2 separate regions of the Homo sapiens genome follow, and region 1 is linked to region 2. The links are chromatin loops, found by intact Hi-C in ENCODE. Cell type or tissue: A673. All regions are shown on one strand. Each heading gives the region's core, and the rest is flanking DNA. Links, peaks and the distances in the headings are about the cores only.

Region 1 (5,376 bases), core at 252-5,251, 510 kb before region 2:
GTGCTTTTGTGAGATTTAAAGCGATCAGAAACAGTGCCCCTCCTCTAGGAGGGCAGAAATTAGCAAAGTTAGAGAGGACTGTGGCTGGAGAGCAGGAGGGTTATGCTGCCATGGAAAAAGTCGTACACTCTTAGACCTGAAAGGGGCCCTCCAGAGTTCAGAAAGCATTATTTTAAACAGTTGGCTCAGTCTTTCCATCTGTGGGTAAAGATACAGAGGCCCAGAGAGGGAAAGTGACTTGTCTAAGGGCACACAGCATGTGTGGGGGTAAAAGAGCTGAGGACTGACACCCAGATCTTCTGGCTCTCTTCCCTCCAGCTCCCCCCACATCCATTAGCCCTTGCTTGCTGGGCAATGCCTCATATACCCCCATCCCTGCCTCTTCTCTTTTAAGGGGTGGTGTTCTGGAACCAGAGGGGACAGTGGAGATTAAGTTCCGAAAGAAAGATCTGATAAAGTCCATGAGAAGGATCGATCCAGCTTACAAGAAGCTCATGGAACAGCTAGGTAAGGGGGTCCCAAAGGCTTCACCTCTCAGAGGTCAAGAGAGGCCCAGCTGGCCCACTGCTGGGGGTTTCTAGGATGTTAAAAATAAAATGAAAAAATACCAAAATACAGCTATAATAACTGTGAGATTTTTAAAGATATTCACATTTGTCTGTTTGTTTTGTTTTGTTTTTTTGAGGTCTGGCTCTATTGCCTAGGCTGGAGTGCAGGGTGCAATCTCAGCTCACTGCAACCTCTGCCTCCCAGGCATAAGCCATCCTCCCATCTCAGCCTGAGTAGCTGGGACTACAAGTACGCAACACCATGCCTAGCTAATTTTTGTATTTTTGTAGATGTGGGGTTTCGCCATGTTGCCCAGGCTGTTCTCAAACTCCTGGGCTCAAGCAATCCACCTACCTCAGCCTCCCAAAATGCTGGGGTTACAGGCATGAGCTACCATGATTGGAGGACATTCACATTTCTAAATCAACCTTTTTAACATTATATATATATATATATATATATATATATATATTGCCATCGTGAATTTATTTCTCAGCATACACAAAAGATAGCAATTGAAGTATTTGGGGCTGATGGGGATTATCAGAATTTTGGTGGCAAAATGTTCCTTTAGAATTCCCAATCAGAGATAAGATATTTTACTAATTTTGTTTGAATGACAGCTTTGTTTTACTTGTCATCTTTAGATGTAATTATCTTTATTTATTTATTTGTTTATTTTTGAGACAGAGTCTTGCTCTGTTGCCCAGGCTGGGGTGCAGTGGCGCAATCTCAGCTCACTGCAACCTCTGCCTCCCAGGTTCAAGCGATTCTCATGCCTCAGCCTCTCAAGTAGCAGGAATTACAGGTGTGTGCCACCACACCTGGCTAATTTTTGTGTTTTTAGTAGAGACAGGGTTTCACCATGTTGGCCAGGCTGGTCTTGAACTCCTGGCCTCAAGTGATTTGCCTGCGTCAGCCTCCCAAAGTGCTGGGATTACAGGCGTGAGCCACTAAGTCTGGCCACAAGATGATATTTAAATATCCATTTTAAGTGTCAGTGTCTTTATAACTGTGCTATTCACAAGATTTTTTACAGTGTGTGCGTGTAATTTCTTTGGCTGGTATCAGGGTAATGCTGATCTCATAGAATGAGTTGAAGTGTTCGCTCCTATTTTCTGAGTTTTTGCAGAATTGGCATTATTTCTTTATGTTTTTGATAGAGGTTTTTACCTATAAATTCAACTTCTTTGTTATATATAGGACTATTTGTGTTATCTGTTTCCTCCTAGGTGAGCTTTGGTGGTTTGTGTGTTTCAAGGAATTTGTCTATTTCATCTTAAGTTGTCAATTTGGCATAGAGTTGCTTATAATATTCCCTTATCATATTTTACAATGTGTACTAAAAATCATTGATATAGTATCCTACAAGCACGATGGGTCTGATGGAAGGGGAAAATGTAGAGTTGCATGTTGAATGCTGTCTTGCAATTGTGAGTGCATTTCTGAGACTGTACTAGCTATTTGATCTGAGACAAAGGGGGCCATCAAGATGGGCCTGGGGTGGGGGCCAGGCCAGTGGACTCTGGGGGACCTAGGGGGCTGAGGGCAGCCTGTGTAGCAGCAGGGGTAATATCAGAGTTAAAGCTCAGACCTCTCACAAGGCAAGGCCTGTCCTGCAAATCCTGATTTGTGCCTTCTTCAAAAAAAAAAAAAAATCTCCACCCCATCACATATGACCAGCTTCCATGGCTTGACTGGCCTTTCTGCTCACCTGCAGGGGAACCTGATCTCTCCGACAAGGACCGAAAGGACCTGGAGGGCCGGCTAAAGGCTCGCGAGGACCTGCTGCTCCCCATCTACCACCAGGTGGCGGTGCAGTTCGCCGACTTCCATGACACACCCGGCCGGATGCTGGAGAAGGGCGTCATATCTGTGAGAGCCACAGCTGCCGTGTAGGGTGCAAAGAGCCCACCCTGTTTTCCAAAACATGGAGGACATTTGGGCTCGGGGGCGGGGAGGGCGGTGGTGGTTGGGATGGGTCAAATGCTGCAGGAGGTGGGAGTCACCTGGGAACTTTAAAATAATCCCGATCCCCAGGTGGCACTGCAGACCAGTGAAATCCAAACACCTGGATGGAAGCCAGGCGGTCGTATTTTTTAAAGATCCCCAAGAGATTCTAATAAGCAGCAAAGTTCAGGGACCACTAGTCTGATGGCTCGGTCAGTTTGGACCTGGACCAGGGGTAGAAACCGTTGTTCCTGTCCAGCATTCACCCACCCCTCACCATTGCAAGGACTCCCACAGTCACCTCCTACCCATGTCCAGTGCTCATTGGTTCTCTTGCTGCATTGTTCTCCCTCCCAGCTGACTCATGCCTCACACGAGCCTGTGTTTGTGTCGGTTGAGGTAGAAGTGGGTGCCAGGTTTTTATGGGGGACATTTTTTCAACTATGGCCAGTCTGGAGTCCTGGTGACGTCCTGCCTCTGAGCAGGTGCCTTCTCCTCCCTGAGCCTCAGCTTACTTGCCTGGGATGATCTGGGAATGATCTCAGAGCCTGGGCCCAGCCCCGGGCAGCCACTGTCATGGGTGTGGTCAGAGCCAGTGTCCCGTCTCCTCCTTCCCTTTCCGGGGATTCAAGCCTGGCTCGTCCACAGGACATCCTGGAGTGGAAGACCGCACGCACCTTCCTGTATTGGCGTCTGCGCCGCCTCCTCCTGGAGGACCAGGTCAAGCAGGAGATCCTGCAGGCCAGCGGGGAGCTGAGTCACGTGCATATCCAGTCCATGCTGCGTCGCTGGTTCGTGGAGACGGAGGGGGCTGTCAAGGTGGGCCTGGGGTGAGAACGAGGCCGGTGAGCACAGGGGGTGCTGGGGGCTGAGACAGCTGGCCCACAGCTGGGTCCCTCTCTGAGGCATCCTCTGCCCCCTCCCCAGGCCTACTTGTGGGACAACAACCAGGTGGTTGTGCAGTGGCTGGAACAGCACTGGCAGGCAGGGGATGGCCCGCGCTCCACCATCCGTGAGAACATCACGTACCTGAAGCACGACTCTGTCCTCAAGACCATCCGAGGGTGAGTGGCCACCGCACCTGCTTCCCAGCCTCCTGGCAAGGACCCGAGCCTGGATTGACCCCTAGCTACCCGACTCCTATGCAGCCACTTGAACCCGCCACCCTGTGCAGTCTGGGGTTGTCCCCGCCCCCTCCCCGCTCCCCAGCAAAGAGACCACACTCCCTAATGTCGGGTCTCCCAGCACAGTGGCTGGGGTGGGACAGAGAGCCTAGAGGTACTCTGAAGGCCGTGTGAGATGCTTCCAACTCATGAACCTTGCTGGAATATGGACTTGTCCAAAGTCACAGCTGGAGCAGGGTTGGTCACAGAACCCACATTTGGAACCGCTAGCCTTCAGGCTGCTGTCTTCCACGCCAGTGTTGACCTTTCCAGAGGGTCCCCTCCCCCAATTGCCATGGGGTCACCCCGTGAAGGAGGGAGTCGAGCACAGGGGACCCCATTTTGGGGATGAAGCTGAGACTCAAGGCAGTGTCTTGTCTCAGGTCATGTCACAAAGCAGTGACCAGTAGGGACGGTGGTGCCTCAAGGCATTCTGAACTTCAGGTCACAGCCCCTCCTGCTGCACAGGACCATCACCCCCATGGGGACCACAGCAGGGACTCGGGAGCTCTGGGTTCTGGGGTGTGGCCCCACACAAGGACTCTGCCACCCTTGGGGCCACTGAAAAAGTGGCTGGAGTGATCCCAGCCCTCCTCTCACCTCCCCCACAGCCTGGTTGAAGAAAACCCCGAGGTGGCCGTGGACTGTGTGATATACCTGAGCCAGCACATCAGCCCAGCTGAGCGGGCGCAGGTCGTTCACCTGCTGTCTACCATGGACAGCCCGGCCTCCACCTGACCGTGGCCCGCCCAGCCACTCCCGGGACCACGGCAAAAGGAACCACCCAGACCCACCACCCGTACACCCTCAGCAGACCCTGAAGACTTGCTTTTAAACAAAGAAAATCCTGGGCACTTCTGCAGGGCTGCTGGTTCCGAGCTGACACCCGTCTTAACAAAAGGCCCAGGAGTGCCTCTTCCAAACAAAAACAGCCTCCTCTCCATAGCTGGGAAGTTTATTTTGTTTTGTCTCTGAAGACAGCAGTTTTATTGCATCACTAAATCTAATCAAGCTAAAACATCCCTGTTTCCTTTTGCAAAACAGTGCCTGGCATGTGGGATCCAGGCGTTCTTTAGGATCCTTGGATACCACATCGTGAAATCTTTTATTTTTTTACTCTGAGACCAGCACCAGATGTAAGTAAGCATCTCATATATTTCAGCCAAATAAATGGGCCAAGGGAAAAAAATATATATATATAGACAGGACTAGAGAAAACCTATTTTTGTAATGATGTTTCTTTGGATACTGTCTAGTCACCCAGAAAAATGTATGGATGAATTTTTTTTTTTTTTTTTGAGACAAAGTCTCACTGTGTCATGCAGGCTGGAGTGCAGTGGCATGATCTCACTGCAACCTCCATCTCCTGTCTCAGCCTCCTAGATAACTGGGATTACAGGTGCCCACCACCATGCCCGGCTAATTTTTGTATTTTTGGTAGAGACAGAGTTTCACCAGGTTGGTCAGGCTGGTCTCAAACTCTTGACTTCAGGTAATCCACCCACCTTGGCCTCCCAAAGTGCTGGGATTACAGGCATGAGCCACCATCTTCAGCCAGATGATTTTTTTATTGAGAGAGTGAAATGCTATTTTGTTCCCCAAATGGCGCTAGTGAATCACTAGGAGGGTCCCACTGATAGGCCATGTTTAGCACTGGTTGCCAGGGATTCTCTTTTTGAGAGAGGGAAAGCAAAATGAATGGAAGTACCCAGCT
Region 2 (5,376 bases), core at 51-5,050:
CACCTTTCCAGGGTGGCTCTGTGTTTTCTTCACTCATATCCCTGTCTTTATATCACAACCCCATTTCTGGAGCGGGGAAACTGAGACAAGTTCCAACTTCTGAACTTGCCATCCAAACAGCGACTCCTAACTTTGCCCTACTCAGCTCCCTCGGCTGCAGCCTGGACTCCTCCACGCGCAGCTCCACGTGTGCCCAGCACCACTGCGCCTGCCCATCCCTCCCGGGCGCTCTTAAAGGGCCCACACCCCGTCCCACCCCCAACGTTGGCCGGAGAAGGTGGAGTCCAGCCAGCGCGATAGGTGAGAGCAAGGGACGAAAGGTTTTCTGTTTAAATTGCCACCATCACCAGCTCGCCAGCGAGTGGCAGGGGGAGGGGAGGAGGCAAGAAAACGGAACTTAGTATCCCACTGACTCCACGTGTGACCCTGGGTGACTTGTGTGCCTCTCTGAGCCTCAATTTCCAGATCTGTTGAAGGAAGTGGTGGCACCTGGAGGAGTGAGGTGGCATCAGGTGATGTGTGGTCAGGATGATAGGGCAGATTCGTCCTGTAAGAGGACCCCTCTGAGTGCTGTGGGATGTAGTTGTCTGAGGGTCAGAACTCGTTCCATCCTGAGGCTGTGTGCAGGTGTGTGTGACCTCAGGCAAGTGATCACTCCTGAGTCATCTATTTCCCAACTGTAAAATGAGGCTCCAACGGGGAGCTGTGGCTCATACCTGTAATCCCAGCACTTTGGGAAGCAAAGGCTGGAGGATCACTTGAGCCCAGGAGTTCAAGACCAGCTTGGGCAGTATCACGAGACCCCTATCTGTACAAACAATTTTAAGATTAGCTGGGTGTAGTGTGTGCCTGTAGTCCCAGATACTCAGAAGGCTGAGGTGGGAGGATCACTTGAGCCCAGGAGGTCAAGGCTGCAGTGAGCCATGATCGCACCACTGCACTACAGCCTGGGCAACAGAACAAGACCTCGTCTCATAAAATAAAATGAGGCTAATATTTTAATGTATGTACCATGTGAGGTTTAACTTAGGAGACAGGTGGTCAAATCCCCTGGGTAGCACAGAGCCATTAGGTAAAAGACATATAACAAAGGTGGAGTATTCCCATCCTTGCCTAGTGCAGCTGACTTCCAAGTCACCTTGGAAAGTGGGTTTCCCAGTCAAAAGAGTTTGAGAAACAGATGCCTATCCCGGCTCTTGGAGATACACAAATCGCATTAACATATTAAAGATGCTAACAGATCCTGCAGGCAAGATTCCCTTTTAACTTCTTTGCAGTGGCACAGTCTCGGCTCACTGTAACCTCTGCCTTCCAGGTTCAAGTGGTTCTCCTGCCTCAGCCTCCTGATTAGCTGGGATTACAGGCATGCTCCACTACACCTGGCTAATTTTTGTATTTTTAGTAGAGATGGGGTTTTGCCATGTTGACCAGGCTGGTCTCAAACTCCTGACCTCAAGTGATCTGCCTGCCTTGAAGGCCTCCCAAAGTGCTGGGATTACAGGCATGAGCCACCACGCCCAGCCCCCTTTTAGCTTTAACCCAGCATTTCCCTAACTTTTTTGACCACCTAAGTTTTTGTTTCCACCTATTTACACCCCATGGAACAAACAAGACTTCAGGAAATGCTGAGTCCTGCCTCTTGTATTGCAATTGGGGAAACTGGGTAAGTCCTTTCTCCTCTCTGGACCTCAGTTTCCCCAATTACACTGCAAGGACTCATAATGAGTTTGTGGCAGAGCAAGGACTGGAACCCAACCCTGACCTGGGTGGCTGGGTCTCATTTCTAGTACGCCCTAACTGGTCCTGTCCCTCATATTGAATTAGGCACAAAAGAAGGGGAAGGCCCTCAGGGAAGAGGAAGAAGCCACATTTGAGAAGTAGGGGTGAGTACTCTTATTTTGAAAGAGAGGAAACTGAGGTTCAGAGAGGGGAGGCAACTTGCCTGAAGGCACACAGCAACTTGGTCCTGAACGCTCCAGAGGCAGTCGAGGCCACCTTCTCTCCTTCTTGGGGTGAGGGTACGAGGGTGGGGGTGGGATATTTCCTGTCTCAAAGCCTCAGGGCACACCCAACAGGGTGCTCACAGGGAGTCTTCCTGATCACATCCCCAGGTTCCAAGCTTCCTTCTGAACCCCTCTGAGGAGGCCCCTGAGTGTGACAACAGCGGCCCCTGGTGACCAATCTCCGGGACCTCAGCAGCCTTACCCTGTGCTAGCCAAGGGCAGATCTGTGGGATCCAAGGGGTGTACCCCCAAAACTAAGCGGTGCCAACAGAACGGGGACTCCCTAATGTCACTAAGAACCTTGAGGTGCTAAGAAGACCCTAAGCTGAGATCTGCGGACCTGGGTTTGAGTCCCCGCTCCAAACCCCAACCTCTCCTGCCCTTACCTGTTAGCAGCCATTACAGCCTGCTGCTATGGAGAAATAGAATGTGTGCCTGCTTTGGAAAGGCCAAAAACACTAAGTATATTTAAAAAAAAAAATCCTGCCACGCCCTAGAAAGGTTCAACTCCACCACATCCAGGCTATGTGTCCTTAGTCATGGGCATTTACTTGATTGGGTCTCACTTTCTTCATCTGTAAAATGGGGATACAAATTTGTACTTGTATCAGCATGATTTGGGCCAAATATCAGAAAATCCCCCTGACTCAACTGGTTTAAATGAGAAAGAACATTTATTCTCTGGAATAATCATAAGAAGCCTTAAGGCAGGGTGGCCTCACAGTTGGTTAAAGCAGCAGCTCAATGGTGTCATCAGGGACCAATGTCCTTTTCATCTTTGTGTTCTGTCAAGGCCCCTCAGGGGCACAAAGTGGCTGCTGCAGTTCCGGGTATCACATCCAGATGCAATAGTGACCAGCAACAGAGAGGACAGTCTTTTCCTAGATTTCTCTTACTTTCCCAGAAACTTTTCCCAGAATTCCCCCTCCCCCAGCAGACCTCCCCGCTTGTCTCATGGGGCAAAACTGGGTCACATGGCTATTCCCACACCGATACCTAGTAAGGGAAGGAGAGTCATGGTGATTGGCTCAGGTGTTGTAACAAAGAGGGGGCATGATTTCTAGGATGGTACAAACACTGGTTCATGAGCTCCCGCACACGGTTCCTGAGATTATGAATCCCAAACACTGAGCACGGCGTCTAACACATGGCAGTTGCCTTATCCATATTGCTTCCCCCTTTCTCTGATTCCCTCTAAGAACACAAGACTCCCAGCCTGGCCTCTCCTGAGCCAGCCTTCCACCCCTCAATCCTGGGGCTTGGGTCTCCACCAGTCAGTGCCTCTCCCATCCTGACCTCTGGCTCCATCACTGCCCTCCCTCTTATTTCTATCTCAAAAGCTTGGGATGAACAAAGATCACTTCGTTGTCCTCAGTGACACTGGATTCCTAAAGAATAAAAGATAGGAGATGCTAGATTCTTATATAAATGCTTTCACCAGGGAGCCAAAAATTAATAACAGCATGAACAGAGGCCTGGAGTATTTAACCACTCCATCCAGACAACTGAAATGATCCGAGTACACCGTTATCTGGGCGAGGTGCGGGGACTGACTGCCGACTACGACATTATCACATTCGGAAATGTCAGAAGCATGCATTTTGCAGGGAGATGAACGGTGTGGCTGAATATGGCTTTTGATTAAAACAAAATTCCCAGCATTCATCTAAAACAATAATAACAGCTAATAATAACAGGGCATGTAATAATGAACCATTCATAGGCATAAGAGGTAATTGTTCAATTAAGATCCCAGAGTTTCAGAGACTGTCTTTTCTGATGGGGTCCCTTTGTTTTTGCCTCCAGTAGCACTAATTCTTTCCCAGTAGTGCTTTAAACTTGGGAAGAAAAAAGCCCTCCTGTCAAATATGACATACAAGTGCCTTATCATTATTAAATACACATACATGCACACAATAAGCAGTCCTTGTTGGAATAAAGTTAGGGGTATGGCGCTCTCAGTGAATGCTGACAGGCTTGGGAGCTCCGTGAAAGTGACAGGCAAGAGCCTGGGCCTTCACTGCAGAAGTGGTCTGGCCTCGTTACCTCTCACTGCCCAGGGACCAGAGCGCTTTCTCTCCAGCATGGGTTCTGAAGACAGAATGCCTGGGTTCAGGTCCCAACTCCACTGCTTAGCATCCAGGTGCCCTGGGCAAGAGTCTTCATCTCTTTGAACCTGTTTCCTCATCTATAATACGGAATATAGTAGACATTTAGTTTTTTTGGCCTGCCTGTGTTCTATTTACTCTCTCTTCTAGTGTCTGTAACCATTAGCTATTGCTGCCTGCACTTAAAACACACACACACACACACACACAATCATAAAAAACCTGTGGTATCCAAAAACATTAATTTCTCATGCAGCTGCCGGGTTCCTCTGATCTCAGCTAGGTTGCCTGGGGTGACTTGGGTGTCTCTTATCCTCTTCCTGAGGGCTGGCCCTGGCATGTCTGCTAACATCCCATTGGTCAAGACAAGTCACATGCTCAACCCCGGGTATGGGAAATTATGCTTTGCCCTCGGTGGGAGGACATCACAAAGTTAGACTGCAAAGGGCACACAGGTCAGGAGAACGGAGAAGGGCATTTAAACTAAGGATGCTGCTTTTTTACAGTCTTCAGAGACGATGAACCTCCTGTCACAGGAGGTATGCAAACAGAGAGGTGTAGGCTTGGTGGTAAAAAGGGATCAAGCGTGGATATAGAGTTGGGATAAATTAATGATTCCCAAATATCAATCATTTCTATAACATAGTCATAATTTTCCCCATGAACGTTTATTCATTTAATATAGTTCCTTAAATCATCTAAGTATTCTTTTTTTATAAGCTATATTTTTATTATTAAATGACTTGCTTGTAAACTACACTTGAGACCACTACTTTATCTAGAAAACTGTATCATTTGCCATAAAGAGAAGGCTTTATTACTCTAAAAATAAAATGAAATTAAAATGTTTTTTATTTTATTTATTTATTTATTTTTGAGACACAGTCTCACTCTGTCACCCAGGCTGGAGTGAAGTGGCGCGATCTTGGCTCACTGCAACCTCCACCTCTCAGGTTCAAGTGATTCTCCTGCCTCAGCCTCTCGAGTACCTGGGATTACAGGTGCACACCACCACACCCAGCTGATTTTTTTTTTTTTTGTAGTTTTAGTAGAGATGGGGTTTCACCATGTTGGCCAGGATGGTCTTGAACTCCTGACCTAAGGTGATCCACCTGCCTTGGCCTCCCAAAGCGCTAGGATTACAGGCATGAGCCACCATGCCCAGCCACGAAATTAAAATGTTTTTAAGTTATTCCTAGATACCATGTCCTTCCAGAGGTTCTGAGCCTAAGGCTTTTCTCTATTTGAAAACAAAGATTAGTGAA

The links. Peaks named below come from ENCODE experiments on the same cell type or tissue, not always from the same donor. Only the 100,000 strongest peaks of a DNase experiment are listed, where the experiment ranks them.
Region 1: it touches region 2 in a loop (5-fold over the local background); 3 of 110 quality-filtered maps call a loop at or near these places.

What each region holds. Positions count from the first base shown.
Region 1 is chr12:109,261,963-109,267,338 of GRCh38, forward strand. It overlaps ACACB (acetyl-CoA carboxylase beta), which reads left to right. Exons shown (of 53, transcript NM_001093.4): 49 at 395-507; 50 at 2,270-2,424; 51 at 3,148-3,318; 52 at 3,427-3,563; 53 at 4,274-5,376. The coding sequence ends at 4,400. Among named protein-coding and RNA genes, the nearest start is that of FOXN4, 45 kb to the right of the region's middle. RefSeq lists an enhancer at 2,342-2,451. In A673, for the core only: a CTCF peak has its summit at 2,353 (motif pointing right); a DNase peak (open chromatin) is centred at 2,379.
Region 2 is chr12:109,773,294-109,778,669 of GRCh38, forward strand. FAM222A-AS1 (FAM222A antisense RNA 1) reads right to left here and starts at 194. Exons shown (of 3, transcript NR_026662.2): 1 at 4-194. RefSeq lists a silencer at 2,011-2,305. In A673, for the core only: CTCF peaks have their summits at 2,192 (motif pointing left) and 2,406; DNase peaks (open chromatin) are centred at 2,128 and 4,438.